Regions from separate parts of the Homo sapiens genome. Here all the other regions are linked to region 1. The links are chromatin loops, found by intact Hi-C in ENCODE. Cell type or tissue: ascending aorta. All regions are shown on one strand.

Region 1 (8,000 bases):
TCAGGCTCCATACATCACATTATTACCCTCCACCTGCCCTCCAGTTAATATTTTATAACAGTAGGATAATTTCAGTAGAAACTGACATATGACTCCCATTTTATTTTTATAACTTTATTAGGGTTATCCTTACAAAATTGAATGAAAATTTTTAATGTATATACTATGTCAAAATACAAATAATAAAATTAATTTTCTAATATGCAATTTATCACTAGATTTAGTGAAACACTATACCTTTCAATGATTTTCAAACTTGGAAACATATATGATGCCAGTTAGATAAGGAACAGTATGTACCCCATTAGAAACAATATTGCATAAGTCACTGATTTTTATGCTGCACTTACTAGATCAAAAAAACTCCTGGGTCAGGAAGAAGTTGAATCCAATGGTCACATTATTGCAGAATTTGGTACACAGTATGTTTTTTCACAGAGTTTCAACCATTAATTCACTTGGCTGTAAATTACCAGGCATTCAGCCTATTAAAGAAAAGCTGACTGAATCTTACCGTGTGCTGCAGCATGGTTATTTGCCAACATAGTCTAAGTCACACTTTCTATTCATGTGCTGCTCCACAGAACAGCTCAGAAATGTCAGGAATGTTACTGAGCTGCCAATATGTCAAATGCATGGTAGAAAGTACATGGTGGAAAGCTTTCCCTTTTGTTTTCTTGATTACATTAGTGTATTCTGAGCTCCTTTGTGGCTCCAGATGGGCACCACTTGAAGAAGTGCTTTTCTTTTTGTAAAATATTGCCATGCCATTATGACAGGGAAATATCCATTGTTGTAGTACATTCTGTTTTACTACAATATTATTAACCCAAACCCTTGAGGATTCAGTCTTGTGTTTCAAAAATCGGAAATAGCCACAGGCTTTGAAATTTCTTGAATAATTCTCAGTCTGAAGTTGAGAATAGGAGACTTTTCCTTTAGTAATTCAAACCAAGTATCTACTGGCCAACCTCCTTTCCCTATTTCTAAATATCCAGAAGCAAATAAAGATAGGAGTTCAATAATCAGGGAGCTAAAACTAAGCATGCAGATTCTACCCTTTTTTATTTTTTTGAGACAGAGTCTCTCTGTTGCCCAGGTTGGAGTGCAGTGGCACGATCTCTGCTCACTGCAACCTCCACCTACCAGGTTCAAGTGATTCCCCCACCTCAGCCTCCCCAGTAGCTGGGACTACAGACATAAGCCACCACACCTGGCTAATTTTCGCATATTTAATGGAGACAGGGTCTTGCCATATTGGTCAGGCTGGTCAAACTCCTGACCTCAAGTGAACCCCCTGCCTCAACATCCCAAGGTGCTGGGATTACAGGTGTGAGCTACCATACCCAGTCAAATTCTACCCTCACATTTCTGTACTGAAGAAGAAAATACGCTACTTTTTGGCACTCAAGGACAGAAAAGACATTGGAGGTGCAGAATATGAGGCAATGAGTCTAAGAAGCCATGTGTTGTAGGAGAAATCTCAATGAGTAAGAATAAAGACACCTGAGTTCTGCTCTTAATTCTGTCCTACAATGCCAACTAAATCTTTTAGCTTTGGAAACCTTATCGAAAATTGAGGATAATAGCAGTTCCCTGCTCTAGTTTATTGGATTATACTGAGAATCAAGGGAGATTGTATTATGACATTGGAAAATGCTACAGAAATAGTAAAGTTCTGTACAAATACAACATAAATAAAAATAGCAGAAATAAATTGTTATATGAAAATGTACATGGACATAAAAATACTATTGACACACACACACACACACACACACACACACACACACACACACACACGATTCCCAACAAAGCCTTTCTATACAGAATAATCAAGGCTTACGGAATCAATCATTTGTGAAGGCAAAATATGATGAAAGTAATTAATATAAACTTTTATTACCATATTGACCAAAATGTATTTCATGGAAATTCTTTTAACAGGCTATTTATAAGTGTTAGGTTAAAGGAAGGAAGAGTGGAAGGATGGAGGGTGAGAGGGAGAGACAAAAAAAGGGAGATTCCATTGTCAAATAAAATAAATTTGGAGACTAAATTTAAACTGGTAAGATTTTTCAAACTTTAATATCCTGATATTTAACCTCATCATTACAAAAAGTGGGGTATAGAGAAGGCAGAGTTTCCAAAATTTTATGTCAGTTGAAACTGCTGGAACATACTTTGAAAAATGCTGTTATAGAGGGATTTGCTTAATCAAGTAATTCTGGAAAGCAGCCAAATCCTAAACAGTGAAGTTAGCAAGTTCCTTGATGCACACAGAAGATCAATCAAAGTAAACACCGAAAAGAATAACCATGGCTAACGTTTGTTCAGTAATTCACAGATAATAAAACATTCTCACATAATTATCTCTTCTGATTCTCCACCCATTTTTGATAAATAAGTATTATATCCACGTGTGCAGATAAAGAAGCAAATGCTATTGGAGTTTTAGTGTCTAAAATTACAAAGCTGTTGGCAGAACATTAGTCTCAAATGTAAAATGTCCAATCCATCGCGTTTCCGTTATAACCTGCTGCTTTACTGTTGAAAAAAGGAAGAGGTCTTATTCTTCTTATAAGGTTACTAGTCCTAGATTAAAGGCCCCACCCTCACCACTTCATACAACCTTCATTACTTCCCAGTGGCCTTATCTCCAAATATTCTCACATCGGAGGTTAGGGCTTCAACATAGGAATTTTGGTGAGGAGACACAAACATCAAATCGATAACAATATCATTTTATACAGTTGAAGACAGGCTTGAGGCATAAATCATAGCTCACCGACTTGTGGTAAGGAGGGGGTAGATAGTGGAAGCAGCATGCCAATTAAATAGATTAGTGGCATCATTGTAGATCGAAATGATTTTATCAAGGTCCACCAGTTCAGATTGGCATGCTGTCTAAGGCCTTACACTTTAGCCTTACACAGAATGCCCTTACGTACTTGCCAGGCTGCAGATCTATGTCAGTCATTCCATTCCAGTTCCTGGATGAAGAACTAAAACTGCATACTCTATGTGGTCACACACAGTATTGGTGACCACCTAACACCTAATGGAGTATGGTTTTATATCTGAAGGTCATGGGGTATAGCTTTTGACAACTTATTTGTCCTCTGTGATTTTATCCTTGATCACAGTTACTCATTTCCTTGGAGCGGGGAAAGGACCTTGAAACTTAATAAGGACAGAAATCTCCAAGTACCTTCAAAATTATCTGGGTATCTGAATGATTGTATAGGGCTTTCAATTATCTTGATGCATGCGTGTATTGAGTTCTGCTAAGTGATTAAGGTGTCCTCTGTTCTAGCTGAATCCACTTCCAAGGAAAGGGGCTGTTAAGCTGTGTAGAGTGGCAATTGGCCAAATTTTAGGAACAACTCCCTGGCCACGGCTGTGAGTGTCCTGGAATATGTAAAGTCCTAGGTTCTCTTACCACTTAATCCAGCAATTTGAAGCTGTGAGGTAGAATGAGTTTGGGACTACCCTGTTAGGCACTGGCCTCAGGGTTTCTGGACAAGTGGTAATTCCTAAAAACTTGAGTGAAATGGAGTAATCGTTTGAGCATTGCTTGCTCTTTTGGTAGGCAGTTCAACAGAGGACTGGGATGTTTGAGGTGAGATATTTATAGATGGGACCTGAGCCTGAGATTGGAAAGGATGAGGGGGTTGGTGGCTCTTGGCATGGGTAAACTGAATGCCAAATCTAGGACTTGATAGATGCTAATTTGGGGAAGCAAAAACAACTAAAAAATGTCCATCTGTGAGATAAAAGTAAAGTATATAATCCGTAGGGTCTAGCCCTACAGGGCCTGTGGGTTTTTCTCTTCATGTGCGGAGACAAGAGATCGTAGAAATAAAGACACAAGACAAAGAGATAGAAGAAAAGACAGCTGGGTCTAGGGGACCACTACCACCAAGGCGCGGAGACCAGTAGTGGCCCCGAATGGCTGACCGCACTGCTATTTATGTATACAAGGCAAAAGGGGCAGGGTAAGCAGTGTGAGTCATCTCCAACGATTGATAAGGTCACGTGAGTCACGTGTCCACCGGACAGGGGGCCTTTCCCTTTTAGGTAGCTGAGGTGGGGAGAGGACAGCTTACGTCATTATTTCTTCTACACTCTTCTCAGAAAGATCAAAGACTTTAACACTTTCACTAATTCTGCCACTGCTATCTAGAAGGCGGAGCCAGGTGTATAGAGCGGAACGTGAAAGTGAAACAGGAGTGTGACCGCTGAAGCACAGCATCACAGGGAGACATTTAGGCCTCCAGATGGCTGCAGGCAGGCTTGACTGATGTCAGGCCTTCCACAAGAGGTGGTGGAGCAGAGTCTTATCTAACTCCCCCGGGGAAAGGGAGACTCCCTTCCCCCGTCTGCTAAATAAGGGGTGCCTTCCCAGGCACTGGCGCTACCGCTGGACCAAGGTCCTCTAGGCAACTGGCACCTTCCCAGGCACTGGCGTTACCGCTAGACCAAGGAGCCCTCTAGTGGCCCTGTCTGGGCGTGACAGAGGGCTCATACTCTTGCCTTCTGGTCACTTCTCACCGTGTCCCTTCAGCTCCTATCTCTGTATGGTCTGGTTTTTCCTAGGTTATAATTGTAGAACAGAGGTTATTATAATATTGGAATAAAGAGTAATGCTACAAATTAATGATTAATAATATTCATATGTAATCATATCTATATTCTATTTCTAGTATAACTATTCTTATTCTATATATTTTCTTTATGATACTGGAACAGCTTGTGCCCTCGGTCTCTTACCTTGGCACCTGGGTGGCTTGCTGCCCACAATAATCCAATATAAATACTATATGGTGGAGATATATATATATATATATATATATATATAGTTTTTATTTTTTCAGAGGTATGTCACCTTCTGAGGGGGAAGAAATAGGCCGCAGGGTAGGCAATTTTATCCAATTTGAGTGAATCATTATACTTCTTCACTACCGGTTACTGACCCATGAAGGATGACTGCTAATTCATATGTTGTCTTTCTTTGCATTAATTTTGAAAATAGAATCACTTTCTAAAAATACATAATTTCCAACTATCAGAAAATTATCATAATATACATATTTTGAGAGAATAACTCATTTCACGGACATCTGCTGGAAAATCATAGTAATAAATATACACACCCATGACTTTTCTATAAGAATGGCACAAATGTAATAGTAGCTTTGTACTCTACAACCCCATCCAAATCACAGTGATTGGCTGTAGTGTGTGTCCATGATCTAAGCCAGATCTATAAAAATTTTCTCCTGGGAGCTTGCTGTGATGACCATCCTTTTCTAGTTGTAAAGTTGTGAAAATGTGAGCCTGAACTTACTAGTGATCAAGGTTCAATTTTGTGGAGAAAATGGTATACAGGCAAGAGGCCAATCCACAAAAGAGGAGTGGGAAATAGAGTCAGAAAGAAATAGTCCCAATGATTCTAGAATTTCTGCCTCCAATTCTACCTGAGGATATTTTTATCCTCACTTTTCTATGGTTCAACTATGAGACGATTTTTTCTGTTGAGTTGTGCAAAAGTTCAGATTTTGTCACATGGTTAAAAAGTCTTCCAATTAACATACATTGGATGTTCTCTTAGTCCATTTGGGCTGCTATAATAAAGTACCACAGACTAGATGGCTTATAAACAATACAAATTCATATCTCACAATTCTGGGGCCTGTGAATCCCAAGGTCAAAGCACTAACAGATTTCGTGTCTGGTGAGGTTCTGCCTCCTTTTAGAGACAGGTCTCACTATAGCCTCACATGATGGAAATGGGGAGGAAGCTCTCTGGCACCTCCTTTATGAGGACACTAATTCTCTTCATGTGGGCTTTGTCCTCATGAGTTAATAAATCCCAAAGGCCCCATCTTCTAATACCATTATCTTGGGAGATAGGATTTCAAATTAATTTTGGAGGGATAGTCAGACCATAGGAGAGGTCAAATAAAATGAACTCACTATAGTTAAGAATGAGGGCAGGAAGAGATACTCGGAGTAATCCCACTTTGTATTTATTAGAGTCATGTAGAGAATTATCTAGTGGTTCCTGCTGGGATTATGTCTAATTAAACCTAGTGGCACAACTACTCTTAGCACTGATTCTTGCTCAAGCATTTAAAAATATTTGTTGAATTAATTTCAAAACACACAGAGACAACTGTTTACTCATTCATTCATTTTGTTAAGTATTTATTGATCAGCCTTTTTGCAATAGACACAGTTCTAATTACTCAGGATATTGTGTTGAGTACTTGCATTTAAACTCCCAGATCTCATTTTTTAAAACCTATATACATCAACAGTACATAGCCATCATGCCAGAAGCAGTTGATACATTAAAAGGAGACATTCTCCAGAACAATAGAGACAATTTAATAAAATGTATGAGTGAACAAGGAGTTCTAGCTCTCAATTTATTGTTCCCTAGATGTGATATATTGGATATGCCATTTAGCCTACTAAGGCCTTAACATTTAAGTAGATGCTCTTTAGAGTTATACTTATTTAAGATTTATCTAGATGCTCTTTAAAGCTTATAACAAACAGAAATTTAACTAAATTATTTTTAAGGCTTATTCCAGGTAAAAAGAAACTTAAAGTTTTTATTTTAATCTCTCAAATTGGTGGTTTTCAAAGTGTGGTCCCCTACCAGCATCCTAGAAATTTGTTAAAATACACATTTTAGACCTCATCCTAGACATACTGAACTACAAACCTTGGGGCAGGGAGTATAGCAATCTTTTTTTTAAAGAAGTTCTGATGGGTACTAGGCTTTCTCAACCACTGCCTGGACATATAAAATATGTTTAATAGTAAATATATGTATGGAAAACGTTTCTAATTTTTCATAACTATATCATTGATATGGTTAGGCTTAGTGTCTCCACCCAAATCTCGTCTTGATTTGTAATCCCCATAATTCCCACGCGTCAAAGAAGAGACCAGGTGGAGGTAATTGAATCATGGGGGCAGTTTCCCCCATGCTGTTCTCATGACAGTGAGTGAGTCCTCATGAGATCTAATGGTTTTATAAGGGGCTTTTCCCCCTTCACTCCGCACTTCTCCTTCCTGCTACCTTGTGAAGAAGGTGCCTTGCTTCCCCTTCACCTTCCCCCATGATTGTAAGATTCCTAAGGCCTCCCCAGCTATGCTGAACTGTGAGACAAAATATTTTGGGAATATTCTTATGCTTTTTGTGAATTTAAAATTATGTCAGTGTCACAGAGTTTTTTCCTGTGGGTTAATTACTAGGGATCAACTGCAGTGGATTACACATACACACACACACACACACACACACACACACGCATACACATGAGAATACTGATAAAGGCTTGTAACTAAAGAAACAAAACCTAGATGATCTCCTGTAATTATCCAATTCTTCCTGTTACAAAACTCAGAAAATGATGAATAGAGAGACAGGGAGAATAAAATCCTGGGTTTGCAATCACTTCTATAAATGAGTAAGACTCTCCTTTATTTAGAAATGTATTATCCTGTCTAAGTTTATAAGTAATGTGGTTTGGTTGTGTACATTTGCAGCTAGCACTAGTACATTAACGAACTTACAGAAAGATTTACCAGAAATTTTATTAGGTGTCACTTTTGCTGTTTGGTCTCTATAACTGGAGTCTAAAACATCCTATATACTGATCTCTGAGAGAGTCTAGGATTACCCAAAGGAATGAAAGATTTTTCCATAGGGTAATACAAAAATAGGAAGTAAATACACTTGATTTATATTCATGGGCCCTTTTTATTCTGTCTTCTTCTCCTCAATATTTATAATTCCCTTTATAAAAGTTTCTTCTTTAGACATATTTTATGGAGATTTGCTTTAAGTGATCCTTAATGACTAGAAGATAGGGACAGACACCACTGCTGCAATCCTACCAGCTTTCTCAGTTTGGGCCTGGAAGCCAATTTTAACTTTTCCCTATTCAGTTAACTCTATATTGTATAAAGACATAGATAGA
Region 2 (8,000 bases), 320 kb before region 1:
TATAAAACAACTTTAAATAGAAACTGGAAGAATATACAGAATATTGTAAATATATGGTATTTTAAATCATAGGGCTTTAACTGTAAAATTGTTATAAAAACCCTTAAAATCTATTTTCCAAAACATATCCTTTTATCTCATTAAAATAGACCAGATGGCACAAAAACTTAGGGATGTTTATTTATTGAAGGTTCTTTGCCTCAGCATGAGGTAATCTCACATTCAGTCCTATGTGCAATTTATGAGAACTGAATTTCATGAGAATAAAAACATGTTGAGTAATTAACAGATTATAATATTTCAGTTATTGGCTTCTATTTCTATGTAGTCCAACCTACTGTATAAAATAGGGTGCTCATTTTCTTCTACTTTTTTCCCTGGATAGCATAGGCATGGACCTTTAAATTCCCAATCAAGTTTACTTAATATTTTCCCTATACAATAGCTGTAGATGTTGCAGACAAAGACAGGGTGAGCTTCTCAGTTGCTTTGCGAAGAGAAATAAATTGTGATTAGTAAGGTACATAATAAATACATCTTAAAATTTAATATTAGAAGTAATATATTCTTAGCAGATACTCTCATTTTTTTCTTTTTAAATTATACTTTAAGTTCTGGGGTACGTGTGCAGAACGCGCAGGTTTCTTCCATAGGTATACACATGCCGTGATGGTTTGTTGCACCCATCAACCCGTCATCTACCTTAGGTATTTCTCCTAATGCTATCCCTTCCCTAGCCCCCCCACACCCCGACAGACCCTGTTGTGTGATGTTCCCCTCCCTGTCTCCATGTGTTCTCATTGTTCAACTCCCACTTATGAGTGAGAACATGCGGTGTTTGGTTTTCCATTCTGGTGTTAGTTTGCTGAGAATGATGCTTAGTCAAGTATCCTTTGTCCATACGAGAGATCACCAATGGCTCTAGTGGACTGTTGCCCTATAAACTAACTGCATGTGCTTCCTATCTCAAGAAACTGAGTCTGTCAGCCTGGGTTCTTTGGCCAGATTGTTTTTCCAGCACAGGAAGGTGGCCAGAAATGCTGATGAATTAACTTACAAAGTGACCTTCAAAAAATGAAGGACAGGAGTTTGTAGATGAATACTGTAGGTATCTAACCTCTTAAGAGGCAATTCTGAGCTTTGTTTAAGTACATAGTCACTTGAATGATTCCCAAAAGGATTGGCCACAGTTGTCCATCAACTAACTGCTCACTAATGTTTTATATATCCTGTATTATATGTTCTTCCTTTTCTGTTTCATTATCCTCCCTCACCATGCTTCCTGGGATCACTCACCACCCAAACAAAAACAAAAACAAAATTCATTCAGATCCTGTCTCAGGATTTGGTTTTGGGTGAATGTAAACCAAGACAGTGTACATAGAGATTTCCCAGATGCCCTTTATACATAAGAAAGACTTAGATCATAGCAGGGTGATGTTGGATAAAGAGATGCAGAAGCTGGTATTTAGAAGTCAGACCAGCTTGAGTTGAAATGGTACAGTCAAAGGGATGTGGGTGGGAGACCAACTGTGTCTGCAACCAGGAGTGAGAGAAATTATAGCTGAATGATAATAATGAGTGCAAGGCCATGTAGCAATATTGCAATTAAATTGTAGCTGGATCATAGTAACCATTTCTGCTTTAAATAAATTAGAGGTTAAAGCATCTCTCATTGTCAGTCATGTAGCTACACATTTACAACTGACTACTTTATAATTTTCTTCTATTTTTATCACCTGCATTAATGTATTTCTTAGACACTGGTTTCTTTTCCTTGAAATAGATTCCAAACTAGATGAATTGTTTTTCTACTCAGTTTCTGGACCCAAAATAAAAAAGGAATCATAGACTCTTAGAATGGTCAAGGACTTTAGAGGTCAACTATTTCAATACCTATGCATAAATATTCATACAATATGTATAGAAATTTCATTATACCATAACCTGAGATTTGAGACTAGAATATTTGAATCTCCTTTAAAAAAACTATGTTATCAATTTCCTCTGTACTTTTTGTTTCTGTTCCTGATTTTTAAAGCATGTCTAGTATATTCTGGGATATTAATCAAGAGACATAAAAAATGTGCATTAATATATTATGCATGTCTGCCAAGAACATTCAAAGAACTATACATGTACATATAAGTGATATTACTGTCAATTCATAATGAGAATTATTAATTAGACTGTAATTGTAGCTTGCCATTTCTAATCCCTTTATCTGATTGGTTGAGAATGAAGCAGGTTAGTAGAAATGTCATATTTCTTTTAAATCAAATTCAGTATGCTTTGGACATCCATCCCACCTGTCTGCTAGAAAATTCAATTTTAGTCATTGTTACGGCCTCCTTACATAGCTTTAACGCACCAAGCAGGCCCTTTATTCTGTTCTCTCTTATTTATGCTAGTAACTAACAGGACACTCAAAGACCAAGCTTAAAGAAGCCTTGATTTCATACACTTATTTTTTTCTTTCATATACTTGGTGCCTTAGAATATGTGGTGACCAAGAATTCAGATGCTTAGCATACAACTCTCTGTTTTCCTAAAACATCGTGCTAGAAGTCAGAGACATCACATCTGATCACTTCAAATCTGTGCATCACAGATCTCCTGCCTTCTGTCTCCCTAGGTGCTACATGGGAGTGGACTCAGGGTCTTTGCTGCTTCAGTCTCTCCCAGGCTCAGTCTTAGAGTATGCTTGTTTTCACTCATTGTTCTTCTGCCTATCCTTTCTCCAATTGGTAAAATCCCCTCCTGGGTTTCTAAAGAGAAAACGTGGCAGTTACCAGCTTTACCATATACTCAGAGTTGTGTGGTGGTCACACTATGACTATGGTCACACTATGACCACCATTGTCATAGTGTGCCTCCTGATGCAATGCCAAGAATGCGTGGGCTGAGTCTGGTCATGTGGAAACATCAGACAGACATATGTTGAGGGTCATATGTATGAGGGTCTATGAGAGCATGCAGGGCCTATACTCTTTAAGACTGTCCAAGGACAGGAGAAGTAGGAGAGGGCTAACAAGCTTGAAGGAGTCTGATGAGACATGACAGCTATATGCAGTGTATATTCTTGGATGGTTTACTGGACCAAAAAGGTCAAAATGATATTGTTAGGGAACTTGGCAAAGTTTGAGTGGATAGTAGTGAGCTGGATAGTAGTGTTATGCTAATTTACTAAAGGGGAAGGATATATGTTGATATAGTATAGGGGTGTCCTTGCTTTTAGACTACACACTGGAGTATTTAGAGGTGATAGGGCATTCTGTTAGAAAAAGGACTATGTATATAGAAAGAAAGAATGAGAGGGTAATGAAACAAATGTGGTAAAACATTAATAATTGGGCACTCTGTGTAAAGAGAATATGGAAGTCACTTGAACTATACTTGTAATTTTTTTGTAGGTTTGCTGTTATTTCAAAATTAAAAACATAAAATTTCAAAATAATATTTTTTGCCTAAAATTTATCATTGTGTCAGGAAAATATCTTTGAACCACTCAGTTCAAATATAGTACATTGTACTAGAAGACTACAGTAAGTGTATAATTTCATTTTTTTAATGGCAGTGTCTCTCTCTGTGTCACCCAGGCTGGAGTGCAGTGGCATGATCATGGCTTCCTGCAACCTCGACCTCCTGGGCTCAAGGAATCCTCCCACCTCAGCCTCCTACACAGCTGGGATTACAGGTGTGTGCCACCACCAGAAGCTATATATTTTTTTTTTTTTTTGGAAAGTTGGAGTCTCACTGTATTGCCAGGGCTGATCTGTATCTCTTGCCCTCAAGTGATCCTCCTGCCTTGGCCTTCCAAAGTGCTGGGATTATATGTGTTAACCACTGCACCTGGAATAATTTTTGATGCAGATGCAAACCTAATGAAATATAAAAAGATCATTCTGTTACTGCTAAGAATTGAGTGTTTCAAGTAATAGTACTTAGGCTAAATCAGTGTGGTAAGTGATACTACTGGCCATTTTTTGACACTCGGAAAAAAGGCCAGGTGGTTAAAAGGAAAAGCACAAAGCAACAACAAAGCAATAATTCTTATATACTCTTTACTTTCTTTGAAAGCAAAGTGTTTTTAATTTTAAAATTACTTGACTCTCTTTTACTGCTTTCCTCTATGTTTATTTTCTGCACAACCATTTTCTTTTTTTTTTTACAATTTTCTGTATAGGCTTCTATGGGAAAAAGCTCTGTAACTGTAGTGTGTATTTATAGTTGTGAAATAGCTTTTCTTTTTCTTAGTCTTTTTGTTTATTCCCCAAAATGAGTCACTGATATTGCTCAACAGTTCTTGGGAAACAGAGGCCTGTCCCTTGTTAATGTCGTAAGTTGTCTTTTCCTGGAAATCACCAAGTGAGTAAACCAGAAGTCCAACTGGAATTAAATAAACATATCTTTCAAACCGACAGTAATTAGCTAAGATTTTATAAGAATATCATGTATTTTTGGTTCTTTTATAGGAGTTTGTATATATCCTACTGAAGAAAAAACTTCAAACCTTTTTGTCATCTTTGTTAATATACTATTTTAAAAATACAGATTAAATCAAAATGAAAACAGTTTTTCATTTAGTACTTCCAAAACCCATATTTTGTTCAGTGTTATTTTAATGTACTTAGTTCCAGCTGTTCTTTCAAGGTCTACATAATCATGCTTGCAGCACACTTACTTTTTCTAGGGGAAGATGTATCTTTTGGCAATTTACTTAATAGTTAGTCTACAGTTTTTATTGGATCCTACTAGATTGTTCAGGTTCTTTATTAAAGGCATTCTAAATGCTAATACCTGGCATCCTTACCTGTTCCTTTTCCCCATTTTTATATTTTATCTTGCTTACCTGCCGGGTCAGAACCCAGCATTGTGTTGGTTATGAAGTTGCCTATTTAGATCTCAACAGTTTCAGTGTAGTCCAGACTGTCTGTGGCAGCCTAAGAGGAGAACTAGGAAGGAAGAAAGCTTGGAAGGAAATGGCCCTTCACTTTCTCTAGAAGGATCCTGTGGATTGGCCTTCTTCCTTGATTCTTCTCGATCTTGTCACTTTGTAGCATGTCACTTAAAAAGGTATGGGGAGCTCCCACATAGAAAAAAAAGATGCAGTTTTATTGGGAAGGAAACACATATGAGAGGTGGTCTTTTTTACCTAATAAGGTTGTGTGGTGATCATTTGGGGAGGAACTGAGCTGGAAACAAATTGGGATTTGTCTTGAGGCAGATGACATTCTGGAGGCAAGGCCTGTCCTTTCTATCTGAGGCTGTTCATATGCTCCTTTAGAGGACTCCTGCTCAGGGTAGTTACCTCAAATTTGTAGGCTCAGTTACCCTCTTTTCTTTTATTTAAAAATATGAAACACCTCCTTTATAACATATGTGGAATGCATACCTTATTTCTGTAATAGTTTTTCTCTGAAAATTTTGCTTGTCTTTAAAAAGTATCCATATCATCCCCCACCCCCAACTGTTAGTAAGATATGCAACACTGACTCTTGGAGTGAGTGTTAGGGAGGGAGGGGTTTCTCATCAGAGGGAAGGAGATGGCAACTCAGATAATGGTCATGACAAGGGGGTGTGGAGCCCTCATTATGGTGTGTGCTAGGCTGATTTTCTGTAAGTCTTTATGATAACCCACAAGACAAGCATTGTCATCTTTCCTCATAGACTAAGAAATGCGGTCCTGAGAGGTAAAGTCACATGGCAATGATGCACTTGCTCTTTCCTCTACTTGAAATGTCCTTTGGGTTCTCATGGCTGACACTTTTTCATTCATTGTTCAGGTTGCAGTTCAAATGTCACACCTTCTTTGGCTAAACAATTCAACTTCCTCTTCAAACATACAACACTCATTATGACATTATTTCATTTCCTTTATAGGATTTTTCATGTCTTACATTTTTTGTGAGTTCCAGTAGAGAATGAAATTTGTCTGTTCCCTTTACTGTTGTATTCCCAACTTCTAGCGCCATGTATCATATAAATATAATTGGGCAAGTGAATATACCCAGGCTATTCTCGTGTAGAAAGCAGCAGAAGCCCTCTGGGAAGTGTCACAAAACTATTTCAACAGACTTACACTAGTTGCTCTGAAAATTTTTTACTGCATATACATGGGACTCAGATTCTGAGACCACCTTGAACATTTTTTTGGACAATGTTTCCTACCCATAGATAAATCTGAGATGTGTCTGCTTTGCTCTGCAAATGAATTCTTAGCAAAATCCTGTCTGTCTGTTTGAGTTGTTCTTAAGGAACAATGTTTAATCTATTGTGACCTTGTGTAATCTATTAGTACTCTTGCCGATTAGGACATGCACAACATCAAAGGATATTTTTATGGAAGATTATGACCAAAACAAACTGTCTGTGGCCACAAAAGGGGAATTTCTCTTAGAAACATAAACTGATTCAATAAGGGAGGAGCTGACATTTTGATTTCATTACCGTTACACTGAAAATTAATGAATTAATCAAGCACAATACCCTCCACTCTTTTCTATCACTTGTCACATTTTCCCCTGAATGAAGATGGCTGGAACAGAAATGAAGTGTCCCTGTAGATTTTCCCTTATACCCTTTTTTACTATACTTTATAAATACCCAGGATCCCTTTTTTTAACTAACAGGACTTCGAATGAACTCCTGACAGTATCTTGATATGTCCATGTGTTTGGAAAGCTGTTTTTTTCCCCCCTTAGTTTTGGGTATAGCAATGAGTAAAGAGAATAAAACTTGTTCTCTAATATTTCTGACTTTATACCAGCAAACTTTCATATTTCTCTCTCTCTCTCATCGTAAGTTTCCTTGGCATTATTGGTTCACATGTGGCTTTGCTTTAGTGTGAAGTCTGTAAATATATAAACCTCTTTTATTCTGGGGAAACCATCTTTTTATTATGTCTGGATCAACTTTCCAAACACTGTTTTATTAGCCAAGTTACTTCACTGAAATAAAAGTAAAGCTTTGGAGATATGAAAAAGATACCATGTACATTGAGTTGAATGGCACCTGAAAACTGGCTGGGAGAATTTCCTGGTGAATTGGAATATGCACTTGTTAGGTAATAGGACAATACACCATAAGAAATAGAGTGACCTCTGCACAAAATTTGAAACAAAAAAGAATGCAGAAGAATTGTTAAAATGATTCCTTTTTTATTAAAAAATCCTTTGCAATTTTCTTTCCCATAGATATGCTCTGACTTTATAATTAATTAACAAGTTGTTTACTTCATTTTTATATTGGATAAAATTATTTTTCATCTATCAGAAAGTTCTTTCCATAATTTCAAGAGTTCTGGGTGAAGTATTGCTAGTGTGACATACACTCCTGCTTGATTTATTACTGTTTATCATTTTCTTTGATTTTGATATTCAAATAAAAAAAATATTTCAAGTGAAATTTTATATAAAAATGCATGAAGAGCTTTTATAGAATCTAAGTAAAAGCTACTTTCTTCTCATATATTTTGGTAATATTGGATAAAACGACACTATTTCTCCTATTTATAAGTTTTTTAAAAAATTCATCCTGTGTCATTTTCATTAGATTGCTTTCAGATGTCATACTTTTCTCTTTGCCACAGAAGGTTAAAGTTAACTTTCCAGACAGCAGTGGTGAAAATTAAAACTCTGTTTTTACTATCATTATGACTAATAAATTAAAAGATAAAAATGGCATAATTTTTGATTGCCAAAACACTGTATTGACATCTGTCATTCTGGTTACCTGAAATAATTTATGAAAACTACTCTTTGTATATTATAAAGCACTACATATAAAATTAGCCCTTAATTCTTTTTTAAAAATAATTTTAATTAAATTATTATTTGATATACTTTCTTCAAATGAGTTATGTAGAATCTTATAAAATTTTCTTTATTACAGTTTTTAAATTGTGGTCTCTGCTTTTAACACTTTTAGAATTAACATTTTTATTCCATGGATTTTGTTAAGGTTTTGTAAAATTTATTCTTTTAATGAAATTTAAAAAT
Region 3 (8,000 bases), 51 kb before region 1:
GACTTAAATGTAAGAATTAAAATCTATAAACTACTTAGAAGAAAATATGAGAATAAACCTCCTTAACTATTGATTAGGCAATGTTTTCTTAGAAAAGACAACAAAAACATAATAAAAATAGGTAAATTGAATAAGAAAATTTTTTAATATTCATTATGTGTTTCAGTAATACCATCAAGGGAGTGAAAGATAATCTGCAGAATGGGAAAAATATTTACAAATCATGTATCTGATTAAATACTTGTATCCAGACTATAGAATGAACTCTTACAACTCAATAATAAAAATGTGAATAACCCAATTAAAAGCAGAAAAAGGATTGAATAGACATTTTCCAAAGAAGATATGCAAATGCTCAATAAGCATATGAAAAGATACTCATCATTACTCATTAGTGATATGCAAATTAAAATCACAATGGGATACCATTTTACTCCTACAATCATCAATTATGGATGGAATAAAAAAGACATACAATAACAAGTGTTGGCAAGGATGTGGAGAATTAGTATCTGCAGACCTTGCTGGTGATGGTGTAAAATCACCAAAGGGCAGCAATTCTTTCAAAAATTCAAATATAGAATAATCATATGACTCAATTATTCTGCCCAAAAGTGAAAACATATGTCCATACAAATAATCTACGTGAATATTCATGGCAGTATTATTCAAAATAGCAAAAAGTGGAAAAAATGCAAATATCAACTAAAGAATAGGTAAGTACTAAGTAGTATATTGGTACACTGGAATATTATTTGTTAAATAAATGAAATACTAATACATGCTACACCTGGATGATTCTTGAAAACACTATACTAAGTTACAGAAGCCAGTGACAAATGCCACATACAGTATTACTGACTATTAAATGTTCAGAATAGGCAAATCTGTGGAGGAAATCCGATTAGAGATTTGTGAGGGATAGGGATGCTGTGGAGAGGCAATAGATATGGAGCTGATTTTAGGTGGGAAGAAAATTTTCTAAATTTAGATTGTGGTAATGGTTTCACAACCCTATAAAATATTTTAAAACATTAAAGCTTACACTTTAAATTGGTGAATTGCATGGTATATGAATTATTTCTCAATAAAGATGTTTAAGAAAGATTGAATGAACAAATTATACTCAAAATAATGGTAAATATTGAAGATATTTAAAAATAAATATACTAAGTATGTTAGTTTGTTGTATGCTTAATGAAAGAAAATGTAAACTATTCTAATTGCTATATTAATTAGATATCGCCAACCATTTCTAATGCAGGTTCTATGGAGGCCACTAGCAAACAACAGTTTGAATGTGTAACCAGTTTGTATCATTCCTTAAACAGTCTGTAATTTTTATTTCCCAACCTTGAAGCAGGACTTGACTTTTCATCTTAGCCCTCTGACTTTACTTTTTAAAAATTTTTGTATTTATTTCATGATCTCTGAAAAAGATTGAGAAGCCTTCTGACTTCAAGTCCACTACCACATCATTAGTGGGCTGTGTGTAGATTTAAGTAAAAAAAAAAGCGGGGAGAGGAGTCATATTTAGGAGAGGAGATAAAAAACGTTTATAACAAATTCCGTGTGGAAAATATTTTAGTAAATATCTCATTTGGCACTTCAATCCTCCCATAAATTTCTTCTTCACCTGTCACATGTTTTTCACCTCTCTGTCAACTTTCCTTCCACAGTCTAAACCTATTTTTTCCTGCCCAATTGCTTATTCAGAATTTCTTTGTGTTATTACAGTGCCAGGATACACTGTTACTACAGTGCCACCCATAGCCCTGGACATATAGCTTCTCTCTTAGTCTGTCTTGTGTTGCTATAACAGAATTCTATAGACTGGATAATTTGTAAAGAAAATAAGTATATTTCTTACCATTTTGGGGGCTGAGAATTCCAAAAGCACGGTGCTTATATCTGGTGAGAGCTTTCATGCTGCAATATCCCGTGGCAAAAGAGCAGAAGGGAGAGCAAGCATATGCAAGAGAGCAGAACATCAGGGGCTGGCCTCACTTTTATAACTACCCTGCCATATGATAACCAACCCACTCTTGTGGTAACATTAGTCTATTCATGAGGGTGAAGCCCTCATGACTTAATCACTTTTTAAAGACCCCACCTCCAAATACCATCATACTGGCAATTAAATTTCAACATGAGTTTTGGAGGGGACATTCAAATCATAGCAGATTCCAAGTTTATCATGTTTTACCTCAATAAAACTATTGGTATTTTGTTACTATACACACACACAGAAAATTTTTTTTTCTACATCCAGATCCTTATAAATAAATTAATGAATATTATTAAGGTATTTTGAAAGGCTAAATTTATTAATATGAATAATTAACATGTTCATGGTACAAAAACTTTGCAATTTGACCAGTTTTATTTATTAATATTTATTTATTAACACTATGTGTCAGATATCATGGTAGATGCTGAGTATATCCAAATATGGAAGTCATAGTCCTTGCAAATAATTGAAATTCACAATTCAGCTCTTTCACAAGCAAGATCTGCATTTACATCCCCTCAACTCTGAAAGGAAACTAAAGCAATATGAGAAAACTAAGGCTCTGGAAAATCTTGATGAGTCATGCAACTACTGTCCAGATTTGTACTCACAGTTTCTAATAATAAATGTGTGGGTTTTTTTTTAATTGGGCCAGTGAATCACACTGACTATAAAAGTTTGCATACATTATCTTATTTAGGTTTCATATAATCCCATTTTTGGCTTCAGAAACATTTAATCAGTATATCTTGGATAGGTATCATTAACCCCTGTATCTGTCAGGCCAGCTCATGTTTTTGCATCTATGCATTACCTTCATTCCTCCTGCAATAGCTACTTCGTTAATGAACTCAAGCAAAATCTGAGATGGTTGTGTAAGAAAGGCTAATTGATATCAGTAAAGTGGTTTATTTTGTTGATTACTGACCATATCCTCAGCAGCTGGATGAACACTGAGATAGGACAAAGTTTCTCCCAGACTGTACTCATTTCAAGAAAAACCTTTCCAAATTTTTATCAACATTCTATTCTTATTTACATAAAAAAGAACCCACTATTGCTAATTGATATGGTTTGGCTGTGTAGCCACCCAAATCTCATCTTGAATTCCCCCATGTTGTGAGAGGAACTCAGTGGGAGGTAATTGAATCATAGGGGTAGGTCTTTCCTGTGCTATTCTTGTGATAGTGACTAAGCCTCATGAGATCTGATAGTTCTATAAGGGGCAGTTTCTGTACACAAGCTCTCTTTTATCTTATCTGCTGCCATATGAGAGGTGCCTTTCACATTCTGCCATGATTGTGAGGCCTCCCCAGCCATGTGAAACTGTAAATCCAATAAACCTCTTTTCTTTGTAAATTGCCCAGCCTTGGGTATGTCTTTATTAGCAGCATGAAAATGGACTAATACAGTAAATGAGTACCAGTAGAGTGGGGCACCACTGAAAAGATACCTGAAAATGTAGAAGCCACTTTGGAGCTGGGTAACAGGCAGAGGTTGGAACAGTTTGGAGGGTTCAGAAGATGACAGGAAAATGCAGGAAAGTTTGGAACTTCTTAGAGACTTGTTGAATAGCTTTAACCAAAAGGCTGATAATGATATGGACAATTAAATCCAGGCTGAGATAGTCTCAGATGGAGGTGAGGAACTTGTTGGGAACTGGAGCAATGATGACTCTTGTTATGTTTTATCAGAGAGACTGGTGGCATTTTGCCCCTGCCCTAGAGATTTGTGGAACTTTCAACTTGAGAGAGATGATTTAGGGTATCTGCAGGAAGAAATTTCTAAGCAGCAAAGCAGTAAAGAGGTAACTTATGTGCTGTTAAAGGCATTCAGTTTTAAAAGGTAAACTAAACATAAAAGTTCAGAAAATTTGCAGCCTGACAATGTGATAGAAAAGAAAATCCCATTTTCTAAGGAGAAATTCAAGCTGGCTGCAAAAATTTGCATAAGTAACAAGGAGCCGCATGTTAATCCCCAAGACAATGGGGAAAATGTCTCTGGGACATGTCAGAGGTCTTCACAGCAGCTCCTCCCATCACAAGCCCAGATGCCCAGGAGGAAAAAATGGTTTTGTGGGCCAGGCCCTGGGTCCCTGTGCTGTGTGCAGCTTAGGGACTTGGTGCCCTGCCTCCTAGCCACTCCAGCTGTGGCTGGAAAAGGCCAACATGAAGCTCAGGTCGTGGCTTCAGAGGGTGCAAGTCCTAAGCATTGGCAGCTTCTACATGGTGTTGAGCCTACAAATGCACAGAAGTCAATAATTGAGGTTTAGAAACCTCTGCCTAGATTTCAAAGGATGTATGCAAATACCTGAATGTCCAGGCAGACACATGCTTCAGGGGTGGGGCTCTCATGAAGAACCTGTGCTAGGGCAATGCAGATGGGAAATGTGGGGTTGGAGCCCCCTCACATCATCCCTACAGGAGCATCACCTAGCGGAGCTGTGACAGGAGGGCTGTCATCCTCCAGACCCCAGAATGGTAGATCCACTGACAGCTTGCACTGTATGCCTGGAAAAGCCACAGACAGTCAACACCAACCCATGCAAGCAGCCGGGAAGGAGGCTGTACACTGCAAAGCCACAGGGAGCTGCCCTAGACCATGGGAGCCCATGTCTTGCGTAAGTGTGACCCAGATGTGAGACACAGAGTCAAGGGGATCATTTTGGAGATTTAAGATTTGACTGCTCTGCTAGATTTTGGACTTTCATAGGGCCTGTAGCCCCTTTGTTTTGACCAATTTCTCCCATTTGGAATGGTTTTACTTACCTGTAGCCTCATTGTATCTAGGAAGTAACTAACTTGCTTTTGATTTTACAGGCTCGCAGGCAGAAGGGACTTGCCTTGTCTCAGATGAGACATTGGACTGTGAACTTTTGAGTTAATGGTGAAATGAATTAAGACTTTGGGGGACTGTTGAGAAAGCATGATTGGTTTTGAAATGTGAGGACATGAGATTTGGGAGGGGCCAGGGGTGGAATGATGTGGTTTGGCTGTGTCCCCATCCAAATCTCATCTTGAATTCCCACATGTTGTGGGAGGTATCCGGTGGGAGGTAATTGAATCATGGGGATAGGTCTTTCCCCTGCTGTTATCATGATAGTGAATGAATCTCATGAGATCTGATGGTTCTATAAGGGGGAGTTTCCCTTCACAAGCTCTCTTTTCTCTTGTCTGCCACCATGTGAGAAGTGCCTTTCATCTTCCGCGACGATTGTTAGGCCTCCCCAGCCATGTGGAACTGTAAGTCCAATAAACCTGTTTACTTTGTAAATTGCCCAATTTTGGGTGTGTCTTTATCAGCAGCATGTAAACAGACTGATACACTAATTTGAGATAAATGAAATTAATTACAGGACATTCAACATGTGGGTAGCATTTTGGCATGATAGTTAGAGGAGCCACACTCATTTTGATGCTTTACAACGTTTCTGGGACCACATATTTTGGTTTGGGGAAAGAAGAAAATAGCACTCTATATTCATTGCTGATTCAGAGTGTATACTACCTCCTGAAGAACTGTTCCAAAGCATCTCAAGGTGTATCTTCTAGCAGGTGCTGTAACTGTCTTCAATATTCTTTTCCTCTGGTGGTTTCTAATTCAGATGGTTTCTAAGTGATGAGGTACATAATGAAGACAGCGAAATCTGTGAACATAAGCTCCATTGCCTTACTACTTTTGCAAGATGAGTTTCTTAATCAGAATAAATATTATAAATAAATAAATATCATGGTATTAAATATTTTATAAGATATGAGTACAGTTATTACTCTTCTTAGAAGTGCAGTAGGCAAGAAAATTATAACTATATACCACATATGTGTTTACTACAATAAGAACAAATTTCCTTCTAATGCGCTTCCTATTACAAGGAAATCTGGTATGAGGTGGTTTGTTTCTTAATTGTATAGCCATGTGGAGGGCTTGGCGCCAGAATTACTGCTATTAAATCAGGTAAAAATTGGTGGAGAAAAGTCAGCTTCAATGATGGCTAGCTTGTGCTTCTGTGTCTACGTATTACCTCTATTCCTTCTACTGTAACCATTTGTTAATGAACTCATTATACAAATTCTGGGGCTGTTGAAAAAAAATACTGATTAATAGCCATACAACACTTTATTTTGTTAACTTCATTACTGAGCATATCCTTAGCAGCTGCATAAGCTTTTTTGTAGGACAAAGTTTCTATCAAACTGAACTCATTCCAAAAGCAAAACTTTCCACATTTTTGCCAAATCTCCATTCTTATCCCTTCCAAGTCCATGATTATCATAACAATCCATTTTTAGGTGATTCTCTAACACTTAAGTATAAGCTGAACTTTAGTGTGTGTGTATGTGTGTGTGTGCGTGTATATATATGTGTGTATATATATATATGTAATTTCCAAGAAAAAATTTATATTTTGCCTATAAGGAAATTTACTCTGCTGCTCTTTAGGGCCAAGTCCAGGTGGGGTGGTAATACAATAATAATCCACTTCCAGAAAGCACAGCCATATTGCATAAAGCCATTTGCAAGCTAAGCTGGTGGGACTTACCCATCATCTCTACCATGCACAGACACTTCAAACAGTATTTAAGGTGCTTAGCGAAACGGCCTAATGACAGTGCTGTCTATGAAAAAAGCTAAAGGAAACTTGCTTCCTGTAGGTAAGTGCTACAGTTTACAATTTTCACACAAATAGAAATTGAGATCACATACCAACAGCAAATCCTATAACAGAAAGCACTGACGGATGTATTTACAAATAAGAAAAAATATTCAATAAAGAAGATCTAAGGGTGCTAGATGAAAAAATAAAAAAAGAAATTGGTAAACAACTGGGAAAATATAAAACAGCAATATTACCTAATTTGAAGTTAACTGAAATTATATATAATGTATAATTATATATAGCCTAACATGTAAGCCAATTATTGAGACTGTGTAAAATTCAGATATGTGCTGTTTAAAGGAAATGTAATTAACAATAAGCATACAGAAAGAATGAAAAATAAAGAGAAAAGAACACACCAGGCCGGGCGCGGTGGCTCACGCCTGTAATCCCAGCACTTTGGGAGGCCGAGACGGGCGGATCACGAGGTCAGGAGATCGAGACCATCCTGGCTAACACGGTGAAACCCCGTCTCTACTAAAAATACAAAAATTAGCCGGGCATGGTGGCGCGCTCCTGTAGTCCCAGCTACACGGGAGGCTGAGGCAGGAGAATGGCGTGAACCCGGGAGGCGGAGCTTGCAGTGAGTCGAGATCGCGCCACTGCACTCCAGCCTGGGCCACAGAGCGAAACTCCGTCTCAAAAAAAAAAAAAAAAAAAAAAAAAAAAGAGCACACCAGGCAAATACTGACCATTGTAACGCTAGGATAGTGATATGGTTTGGCTGTGTCCTCACGCAAAATCTCATCTTGAATTGTAATCTAAATTGTAATCCCCATGTGTTCAGGGAGAGACCTCGTGGGAGGTGGTTAGATCATTGAGTGGCTCCCCCATGCTGTTCTCATGGTAGTGAGTGAGTTCTCACAAGATCTGATGGTTTTATAAGGGGCTTTTCCCCACTTCACTCTGCACTTATCTCTCCTGCTGCCATGTAATCAAAGACATGTTTTCTTCCCCTTCTACCATGATTGTAAGTTTCCTAAGGTCTCTCCAGCCATGCAGAACTGTGAGTCAATTAAACCTCTTTCCTTTATAAATTACCCAGTCTCGTGCAGTTCTTTAGAGCAGTGTAAGAATGGACTAATGCAAATAGCTATTTTAGAAATAGATAGAAATCAGAGGACTTGGAGCAAGACAACTAAATAAATGCCTTCAGTGATTGTCCCCCCTGCAGTAATACCAAATTGAACTATCCACACACAAAACAGTACCTTCATGAGAACCAAAAATTGAGTGAGCTCTCACAGTACCTTGTTTTAACTTCATATCACAGAAACATATGAAGGTCATAACTTCATATGACAGAAAGAGGCACTGAAGAAGGTAGGAAAG

Evidence for each region. Hi-C counts contacts between places; a loop is a spot of excess contacts. Peaks named below come from ENCODE experiments on the same cell type or tissue, not always from the same donor. Only the 100,000 strongest peaks of a DNase experiment are listed, where the experiment ranks them.
Region 2: a loop joins it to region 1, with 4 times the contacts of the local background. A loop is called at or near these places in 5 of 110 quality-filtered maps.
Region 3: it touches region 1 in a loop (2.3-fold over the local background); 3 of 110 quality-filtered maps call a loop at or near these places.

The regions. Positions count from the first base shown.
Region 1 is chr5:120,453,967-120,461,966 of GRCh38, forward strand. No RefSeq gene overlaps it. Among named protein-coding and RNA genes, the nearest start is that of PRR16, 6.3 kb to the right of the region's middle. RefSeq lists an enhancer at 3,894-4,463. In ascending aorta, a CTCF peak has its summit at 4,490 (motif pointing left); DNase peaks (open chromatin) are centred at 4,005 and 4,465; H3K4me3 peaks cover 1,143 bases; H3K27ac peaks cover 2,826 bases.
Region 2 is chr5:120,134,939-120,142,938 of GRCh38, forward strand. No RefSeq gene overlaps it. Among named protein-coding and RNA genes, the nearest start is that of PRR16, 330 kb to the right of the region's middle. In ascending aorta, no CTCF peak of the experiment used is centred here; a DNase peak (open chromatin) is centred at 4,303; H3K27ac peaks cover 1,656 bases.
Region 3 is chr5:120,402,885-120,410,884 of GRCh38, forward strand. No RefSeq gene overlaps it. Among named protein-coding and RNA genes, the nearest start is that of PRR16, 57 kb to the right of the region's middle. In ascending aorta, no CTCF peak of the experiment used is centred here; no DNase peak of the experiment used is centred here; H3K27ac peaks cover 858 bases.